Regions from separate parts of the Homo sapiens genome. Here region 2 is linked to region 1. A link is an interaction called in ENCODE POLR2A ChIA-PET data of the cell type or tissue named here. Cell type or tissue: PC-3. All regions are shown on one strand. Links, peaks and the distances in the headings refer to the core of each region. The heading gives the core; the rest is flanking DNA.

Region 1 (5,196 bases), core at 877-3,376:
ACCCACACCGCAGGGTCAGTGGAAACCACATGAGGAGATGGAACTCCCATCTTAACTCAGCATTAATGAAGAGCACCTCTTCAAGGGTCAAAGATGCCAAGAGGGGAACCTCGTCTTCTGCCTCCACAGTAATGAGGTGGTATCCCATTGCATGCCAGAACCATGTCACAGACTCTTCATGGCACGTCTTTTTGGTGGAACAATGACAAAATAATGACAATTATTTCTCTTTATATGTTCATATTCTCTTAGGTTCCTTCTTACAAGCTACTATAATAGTTCTCCAATATTCTCCCCTCCAATTTAGCCTCCAAACTGATGCTAAAGTTATCCTTCTATATCAGAGTTCTGTGGGTGCTACCCTTGATTAAGATCTTTCTAAGATTCCCAACTGTTTACAGGATTATACGGTTTCCCTCTGTGTCCCCACTCAAACCTCATCTTGAATTGTAATCCCCATGTGTGGAGGGAGGGACAAGGTGGGAGGTGATTGGATCATGCAGGCAGTTTCCCCCATGCTGTTCTCATGATAATGAGGGAGTACTCATGAGATCTGAGGGTTTAAAAGTGACGCTTCCCTTTTGCTCACTCTCGCTTGTGCGCTCTCTCTCTCTGTCTCTCTGTCTCTCCTGTTGCCATGTAAGATGTGCCTTGCTTCTCCTTCACCTTCTGCCATAATTGTAAGTTTCTTCAGGCCTCCCCAGCCATGCAGAACTATGAATCAATTAAAGCTTTTTTCTTTATAAATTACCCAGTCTCCGGTATGTCTTTATAGCAGTGTGAAAATGGACTAATACACAGGATGAAGGCTAAATTCTTAACACAAAAACCAAAGACCTTCCCAATCACAGCCTTAGCTCTAGCCTCATGATCCATCCCTGAAAATGTCAGGCTTGTTCACATGTCAGCATTCACGACATTTCCTCCAGGTGGAATGCCTTTCTCCTTTCATTCACTTATTAAATTCTGACTCATCCTGACAAGAACTTTATCTGATCACCTCTGGCAAAATCATCACAAAAGTTATCACGTACATAACTATAACTTCTCACAAACTTTTTTTATAGGATTGGTTACATATATCTTACACATCACAGAACTCTTTAATGGAAGACCAATATGTTCTTTACACAATTATCCCTCAGCCCAAACATGCTACCCAGTTTAATAAGAATGTCCAATTCAATTTCACAGTGTAGTGTTAAGCATATAAACTCTATGTTCCAGCTTCCACTTAAGATGTAGACAGTTGGAAATAATGCTCCCACTCTTTAAACAACAACAAAATTTATATAAGTGGTCAAATCACATATTTTCTTAAACTCAGCAACCAACTAGTCCAAAAGTTAAAAAGAGGCAACTTATCTCAAGGAGAGAAAGAACACAAGCACTTGCTGGCAAGGGGCAGATACTAGATTCATACAAGCTGGTAAGAATTAAATGAATATTTTCCAGTTATTTGTAAAGGCCCAGTGGACTAGCACAGAAGTACAGAACCCATGGGAGTCACAAACCAAATGGAAATTCAAGCCCACTTAGAAGTTCTTCACAGAGCTCACCAGGCACTCACAAGAAAGACGGGTGGAGAGCAGGGGCAGAGAAAGCTGCTGTCGTGATACAGTCATGAGGAAGGGGAACAATGGCTACTACAGGCAAAATAAGAAGCCCCACCAAGATTCTGCTCTTGAATTTCCACTATGAAACAAAAGCCTTAGGCCACTTGGGGAAGGGTAGCTGATAAGTTTTGGCTGTGTCCCCACCCAAATCTCATCTTGAATTGCAGTTCCCATAATCCCCACATGTGGTGGGAGGGACCCAAAGGGAGGTAACTGAATCATGGGGGTGGTTTCCCCCATGCTATTCTCATAATAATGTGTAAGTTCTCATGAGCTCTGATGGTTTTACAAGGGACTTCCCCCTTTACTCAGCTCTCATTCTTCTTGCTGCTGTCATGTGAAGGATACATTTGCTTCCCCTTCCACCATGACTTTAAGTTTCCTGAGGCCTCTCCAGCCCTGTGGAACTATGAGTCAATTAAACCTCTTTTCTTTTTAAATTACCCAGTCTCAGGCAGCTCTTGATAGCATCATGAGAATGCACTAATACAACAGCAAATCCTGTTGCTTTCAGACCACAGGTAAAGACACGTTAAGGTGAGTAAGCAGAACAGAGTAAACACTTCTATCCCTGGGGAAGGGGCAGGAAAAACTCCTGGGGTCAGACCACTGCAGATTCCCCTGTCTCCGGGGAGAGAGGCAGGATTACTGAGAACGTCCTAACCTCAAGACATAGGAACACAGCAATTGCCTAAGACCGAGAGCACTCTACAACAGCAGGAAACACAACCTCCAACTCAACCACATCACACTAGCAAACAATAAGTAATGCATAATAACAGGCTTTTCCTGGGAAGGGGCAAAAGCCTGAAAGGAGAGACACTCTCTGATGCATAGGCAAAAAGAGGAGACGATGTTAAAGATGGAGCCAATATTGACAAAACTGTGTAACAAACAAGCCCCTACCCTAAACACAATGTAGTAATAGAGCATTTTGAAGCCTGTATTGCACTGAGATGAACGATAACAACAAAACAAAAACCCAACTCAAATGCTGACTAAACTGACTCAACCCCCTCACACTAAACATCCTGCATTAGAAAAGATTTGCTCACTTCCAGGCAAAAAATATCGCATACTTTCCCTACATATAATGTTCTATTTTCAGTCATAAATTACAAGACAAACAAAAAAGAAACAAAGAAAAACATCCTGTCTAGAGACAAAACAACCAAGACAGCCAAACTCAAATATGACTCAGATATTGGAACTATCAGACAAGGAATTTTAAAATAACTGTGATTAATATGTTAAAAGCCATAATGAAAAGGGGGGAATGTACATGAAGTGATGAGCAGAGGGACTGAAACTATTTTAAAATGCAATCAAATCAAAATGCTAGACACGAAAAACACGGTAACAAAAATAAAAAAGGCTTTCGTAGACTTGATGCTGTCAAAGAAAATATTAGTAAACTTGAAGATATGTTAGTAGGTACTACCCAAGCTGAACTACGAAGAAGAAAAAAAAGTGATGAAACAAAGAAAAATATCTGAGAGCTGTGGGATAATACCAATCTAATATTTGTACAACTGAATACCAGAAGGAGGAACAAGAGAGAATGGGGTAGAATAAATATTTGAAGACATGATCACCAAAACTTTTTCAAAAGTAATGAAAGCATTAAACCCACAGACCTAATAAGCTTAGAAAACACAAGAAAAACAAATACCAAAACATACACATGCATGCATGTCCATGCACAAACACTCCTAGACACACTCTACTGAAGTCCAAAGATAAAGACAAAATCTTCAAAGCTCCAAGTGAAAGAAACACATATTACATGCAGAAAAATAAATGAAAGTATTATAGCAAGCCATAAGATAGTGAAATGGCAATCTTAAAGTGCTGAAAGAAAATGACTGTCAACCAACATTCTATACCTAGCTAAAATATTTTTCAAATAATTGAGAAAATTTTTCAAGCAAAAGCTGACATAATTCTTTAGCAGCATATATACAGTATAAGAAATGTTAAAATGAAGAATGCTTCAAATTGAATAAATGAAGGTAATAAATAAAAATAATTAAAATATTTTTAAACATAAATGTCACGCATTTTTCAAAGAAAAGTTGAGATAATTCATAAGTGGTATATGTTCATGTGGCATAAATGAGGTAAATATAATCTTTTTATCTTTTTAAATTTTTGGTTTTGAGGAGGGGTTTTTAAAAATTATTTTTAGAGATGGGGTCTCAATCTGTCACCTAGGCTGGAGTGCAGTGGCACAATCACAGTTCACTGCAGCCTTAAACTCCTGGGCTCAAGCATTCCTCCCACCTCAGCCTTTTTTTGTCTTATTTTAACCATTCTAAGAGATAACCAATAGTCTAGGGCAAAGCAGTATCAGCGTATTATACGTTTATTGCATGTATAAGACTAAAATATATGACATCAATAAAACAAAGGATAAGCAGGAAGAATTGAGTATACTGTTGCAACATCATCAAACTATACATGAAATAGTACAGTATTATTTCAAGATAGACTGAAGTTAATTAAAGATCCATGCATTAGGGATCCTAGGATGACCATTAAGCCTTTTTTTAACATGAGCCCAGAGTGGATATATAATGAAATCATAAAAATACTCAGTACAAAGAAAGCAGAAAAATTAGGATAAAAGAAACAAAGAACAGATGGAACAAACAAATCAATCTAGCAAGAAGACAGATTTTAATTCAGCAATATCAACAATTATATTAAATACAAACAGTTAAAACAAATTAAAAGTGGAAGCTTGTCATATTGGATTAAAAAGTAAGACCCAATTATATGCTATGTACTAGAAACCTACCACATAAAATAGGTTTAAAGAATGGAAAAGAATATATCATGTCAACACTAATCAAAAGAAAGTTGGAGCAGCTGTATTAATATCAAAGTAGAATTTAGGACAAGAAATATTACTAGAGGTAAAAATGGTACATTACATAATGACAAAGAGGTCAATTCACCAAGAAGATACATATTTCTAATACATGTACGTACTTAACAGAGCTTCAAACTACGTAAAGCAAAAACTGACAGAAATAAAAAAGAGAAATAGCCAAATCCACAGAGTTACAGACTTCAATGCTCCTCCCTTAGTGATCAACAGAACAAAATCAGTACGCTAAAAAAAAAAAAAAAAAAAAAAAAAAAAATCGAGAGACAAAATAAGTATTAGAAAATCAGAAAAAATAGCCTCAAGAAACTTGTAATTTATAGAATACTCTCTCCAGTAACAGAATATACAATCTTTTCAAGTGCACATGAAATATCCAACAATTCAGGACAGGGTAATAAAACAAACCTTAATTAATTTTTAAAAACTAAAATAACGGAAAGTATGTGCTCAAGCCATAATGGAATAAAACTAGAAATCAACAACAGAAAAATATATAGAATATTCCCAATATTTGGAACTTAATCAACACACTTTTAAATAACCAATTAAGTAAAGAGGAGTAACAAGGGAAATTAGAAAATATTTTTAATTGAATGAAAATAAAAACAAAATACATTCATACTTATTAGATACAGCTAAAGCATTGCTGAGAGGGAAAATTATACATCCATAATAGAAAATAAGAAA
Region 2 (5,196 bases), core at 1,488-3,987, 470 kb after region 1:
CTGCACACTTTCAAGCCTCATTTCTCTTCAGCCTTTATTAAATGTCATCTCCTCCAGATGGCCTCCTTTGGTGGCCCAGGTCATGTTAGATCTGCCTGTTAAATAAATGCTTTCAAAGAACCTTGGATTTTATTTTTTTCTCATTAAATTGTAAGTATATAGTTAATGTTTAATTTCTCTTTAAAATTTCTTTCTCCCTCCCCACCCCAACTGGACTGTAAATTCCACAAGAGCAGGATCATGTTTGCCTCACTCATCACTGAATTCCTGGCACCTCGCACAGAACCTGAGTATTGCAGAACCCATGCCTGCTATGCACATATGCATTGATATAAGCCTATTATATAAATAAACAGATCAATATCTATTTGGCTATTTACACCCCACCTATATGTCTTTGGTCAAGATTTAAAAGCTCCTGGAAAAACAAAAATACAATTTCCTTAGGAATAAAAGCCTACCACAGCCTTGTGTAAAATTAAGCACTTAATAACCTTGATGATGTTGCTGAACTGTTCAAGGAGAAGATGAGGATAATGACATCTCTAAGTGTGTTGTGAAATTACTACTCACAAGTTAGCAATACTAATCACTTACTCTTGTATCGTGCATTCCACTTGGAAAACACTTTCATGTATACTGCCTTATTTGAAGCGGGCACTATAGGTGTTATTATCACACCTTTATAGACTGAAAATCAGTGGCAGAAGTCACATGAGGTCTAGGGTGTGTTCTTTCCATTCTAACATGTAAAGTCCCTTCATCTCTCTGGGCCCGTTTCCTCATCTACAGATGAGGAAATGTGGACAAAATATTTTTAAACTATTTCCAGCTCTACAATTCTGTGTTTATGCCTCTAATGATCACAAAGCTCTATAAAATTAAGGGCAAAGACAAATAATTACAGTTCAAAACTTAGCACTCATGATTTCCCTACTGTTTTTAGAACTATGCAAAACACCATCCAATGGATTCAACTATTCACATGAGGAACTCTTGAAGTCACCAAGCTCCCAGAAAGCCTGATCTTAGGTGGACACAAAATTCTGGAAAAAGGCGTCAAGTCAATATTGGTAAAGAACACAGTATACCTTGATCTGGCCCTGTGCAGCCAAATGAATGCTTGTTCAGAGTGCACGTACCACATCTTACTTATCTATTCATCTGTTGATGGACACATGGGTTGCTTCCACCTTCGGGCTATTGTACGTAATGCTGCTATGGACATGGGTGTACAAATATCTATTAGAGTTCCCACTTTCAATTCTTTTGGGTAAATATCCAGAAGTAGAAGTGCTAGATCATATGGTAATTCTGCTTAATTTTCTGAAGAACCTCCCACCATACCATTATCCACACCATTTTACATCCTCATCAGCAGTGCACAAAGGCCCCAATTGATTTAAGTAATGTGTTAAATGGCCTTTGATGAGTCACAATTTCTCAGTACCTCATGGTTTCCTCATCTATAAAACGAGGGGGTTGGAAGGGACAATCTCTAAGTTTTCTTCTGGTAGTAAAATAACTATATTGGCCTAATTAAATCAAGTTGCAATTAGAGCCAGAAAGCAGCCTGAGTGGTTGGCATAGCACACCTTGCTATCTCGAACCCTCCTCCTAATATGACAAATACTTTTTCAGAGATAAGGGCAGAGTGTAAAAAAATCATTTCATGCATGCAGCTCTCAGCAGTAATAGTGCAGGACACTTCCTGGGCACGTACCCTGTGCCAAGCACTGCTTCAGGCACCCACACATGTTATCTCATGCCAACCACGCAGTAGCCCTGTGGGTTGTACACCCCACCTGCTGAGGCATGGAAGAATTAGGCCATTTGCCCAAGGAAATGGAGAGGAAACTAAGGCATGCAAGAATTATGCCATTTGCCCAAGGTCACACAGCCTATTAGTCAAAGAGCCAAGATCTGCCCCCAGGCAGCTCTGCTCTGGAGGCAGGTTCTTAACCAACCCAATTCTGATGCCTTTCCCTCCTCAGTGTGTCTCCTCAAGTCTTGAGTGCTCTGAACATTTCTTTTTTCTCTTTGATCACATTTCTATTTAAATGTCTCAGTCCCCTGCAAAGACTAGCTGAATGTTTTCATCTATACCATTTAAGCTTCTTGTTTTTAGGCATGGAGAGTAAAATGCACAAAAAAAAAAAAAAAATCCCAGAAATCCTCTTAGTGATTTTTTTTTTTTTAGTAATTTTATCTGACAACATTTAAGTGTTTTTAAGAAAATTACATTGAAGGTACATGCCTTGAAGGAGGAAAAAACAGAATGCTTATTATGTGCCCGGGAAGTTTACCTATATTATTTCATATAATCTGGACAATCACCCTATGGTATGGATTTTATTACCTCTATTTTACAAGCAAGGACACTGAGATTCAGAGAGGCACAGAGGCTCACCAAGGCCACTCAGCCAGAAGGTAACAGGACTGGGAGGCAGGCCCGGCACTGTGAGCCCAGAGCCCCTGCTCCTTCCTATGTGGAAGATACCCAGAGAGAGCGTCGAGTGTTATTTAGGAAAATGAGTGCTAGACGCATGATATGTAACAATCGCAGCTGCTGCCTCCATCAGTGGAGCAGCTGGCATGAGAAAGGAGCTGAAATAAAGAGAAGTGAAGGGACTTGTAGCTTCCCAAAAGTGAACCTGCAAGGAGAGAGAACAACTCAGTCTCCACTGGATGCGATTCTCCTTAGGCACCAGAGGCTGTTTCCTCTTGGAGGAAAGACCATGAGGCTATTACTGGACAGTGTATCTGCTCGTTACCAAAAATATCCATATTTACATAAAAGATATAGCTTGAAGTAACTGAGCTCACCCGGTTAAAAAGAAACAAGTCTTAAAAATTCCATAGGAATCTTAACCTTGCTTAGTACTTGTCCTAGGTTCTAGGCTAAGGGGATGATACCTAGTTTCAGATTTAGTTGGAAAGCATTCTCTCAAGAGGACTCTGAAACACGAGAATGAGGTTGAGGACTTCTAAAAATGTAAAGACAAAAAATTAGGAATGTCCAACTCAAATGGTGATGTGGCCTCTTAAGATTTCTACTAGACCTAGATTCAAAAGGCATAGGGTATCTATCAGAGAAACACTGATCTGGATTGCTAATCCAGTGTTTATATTAGAGAATATAAAAATTTATTGAGGCATAGACTGACTTTTATTTCCTACCCTTCATGGTACCAAGCCTAGTGACCTTTATACACCAATGCTGATAACAGGCATTTTTTTTATGGCTTGAACCAGTATTTTAATTTGAATTATGAACTGTGGGGTCCTTCATCTAAATATTAAAACTACTAAATCAGCTACAGTAATTGGACTAAATATGTGGAGCATGGAAAACCATTAGTATGATGAAGGTGGCTGTTGCAGGCCACAGAAGGCTGGCATGCTTTTTTACAAAAAGCCAGGTGCTGGGCCATGGAAGTAGGAAAGTGATCATGCAAAGTACGCCTCCGTCTGCAGCACGATGAGGCTGTGTTATCATGGTTTATGTTATCAAAATTGGCTGCAGCCAACCTAGGTGAGTACATTTCCCTTCAGGAAGTTAAGAAACTTCATGGCACAAATCCACGAAGACAGGCCCTTCTCTGTGACTTTTTTTTTCCATAAAATTATAAAAGCCATATTTATGGTTTCCTCTAAAATTTCTACTAATATAACAAATGAACTGTTCTTACAAAAACATGTTAGATAGGAGATATTTGGTAGAATCCCAAAGTACTGTGCTTTTATTTCTGTGAAATTAGTGCTTTCTCAGTTTCAGGAGGGTACTGACACCTCAGCTTGAGGATTGAGCTATGTGTTATGATTCACTTTGGTAATATTTGCCTCAGAAGGATTTCTGTGATTATTTCTCTTTTAGCGATGTAGAGAATTCTCAGGGACAATCAAGCCTTCAGCCCCAGTACACAGTGACCCACATAAAAAATGTCCCTGAAATGGCACTGATTATAGGGCTAGAAGTTTCTAAAGAGAAACAAGTCTTTCAACAAGATAGCAAATATTTCCCACATTTTGCTTTTGTCTCAAATTACTGAAAGGATATAACTTAAGGATAGTAATTCTTATGCCATAGATACTATCCAACAGAATATAGATTGTTCTGATTTATCCCTTCTTGAAAAACTGATCTTTTATTTGCCTTTACAACCCCTCTGCATATAGTAGGTGAAAATACATGATTTTGGAGCTCAACTAATGTGGTTACAGAACTGACCCAAATTACATGTACTTTATTTTCAACATAAAGGCGTCCAGTACATGTTTATCCTCAATTCAAAGGCATCCAGCACAGTGCCTTAAATGCACACACAGAAAAGACTTTCTCAACATGATCCATTACAACATTGCACCTGCAGCCTGGGCGTGGCACCCGGCTTTCATAAGAATAACATGGAGGCAAAATAGATCTGCAGAGGTTTGGAAAACCTTCCTTCTCCTCTCCCAGCCCTAAGAGAAAGACCCGACCGCTTCATCCTGCAACTTGAAGATGCCAACAGAAACACAATTGATATAATAACAGGCTGGGAATGGCATTTACTTGACCCAAAACTCTGGTGTGGCCTGACTGTATGAAGGGGAAACATCACCTGCCCTCAACTAAAGTTACGAAGTGCTAGAAATACTTGCTATTTGGCAAACAAAGTTATCAAGGGCTATTGAAATTGACCCCAAAATAACTACTGCATAAGAGAGGGTCTATTGCATAAGAGAGGGTAACAGCCTGACAGAACTCTGGTTCTTTGATTCTTTAGATTAGAACAATACAAATTTTAGTTAGAGCTAGTGGTTTACTGGTGGGAAGTACTGAAAAGACTCAAGCAGCACATGAAACAAGCTGGTTTGCAATACATCAGAAGCTAGCTGGGTAAGCCAAACTTACAGATTTTAGGATCCCTGTGGCATCTTCATGGAGCCAGGTAGGGTAGACCACCTCATCATTCAGTATGGCCTCAAAGAGGTCATCTTCGTTCTCTGCCTCAAAAGGCGCGTGACCACAGAGCATCTCATAGAGCAACACGCCCATTGCCCACCAGTCTACTGCAGGCCCGTACAGCATTTCCTGGAGGATCTGTGCAAAGGGGGCAGCGTGAGAAGGTGGTTCATACATCAGATTAACAAATGTGTTCTTCATAACTAGGGAAATTGATGCATTAGGAAATATCAAAGTTTTTTTAAAAA

What was found. ChIA-PET counts read pairs that join two places held together with the same protein. Peaks named below come from ENCODE experiments on the same cell type or tissue, not always from the same donor. Only the 100,000 strongest peaks of a DNase experiment are listed, where the experiment ranks them.
Region 2: POLR2A ChIA-PET joins it to region 1 with 10 read pairs; 1 of 35 experiments calls an interaction of 5 or more read pairs at or near these places.

Annotation. Positions count from the first base shown.
Region 1 is chr14:61,999,669-62,004,864 of GRCh38, reverse strand. All of the region lies in intron 3 of SYT16 (synaptotagmin 16), which reads right to left. Among named protein-coding and RNA genes, the nearest start is that of LINC00644, 140 kb to the left of the region's middle. In PC-3, for the core only: no CTCF peak of the experiment used is centred there; DNase peaks (open chromatin) are centred at 954, 2,044 and 2,694; H3K4me3 peaks cover 1,934 bases; H3K27ac peaks cover 2,500 bases.
Region 2 is chr14:61,530,297-61,535,492 of GRCh38, reverse strand. PRKCH (protein kinase C eta) reads right to left here. Exons shown (of 14, transcript NM_006255.5): 12 at 4,898-5,086. PRKCH-AS2 (PRKCH antisense RNA 2) reads left to right here. Exons shown (of 3, transcript NR_188139.1): 3 at 1-120. Among named protein-coding and RNA genes, the nearest start is that of PRKCH-AS2, 13 kb to the left of the region's middle. In PC-3, for the core only: no CTCF peak of the experiment used is centred there; no DNase peak of the experiment used is centred there; H3K27ac peaks cover 1,340 bases.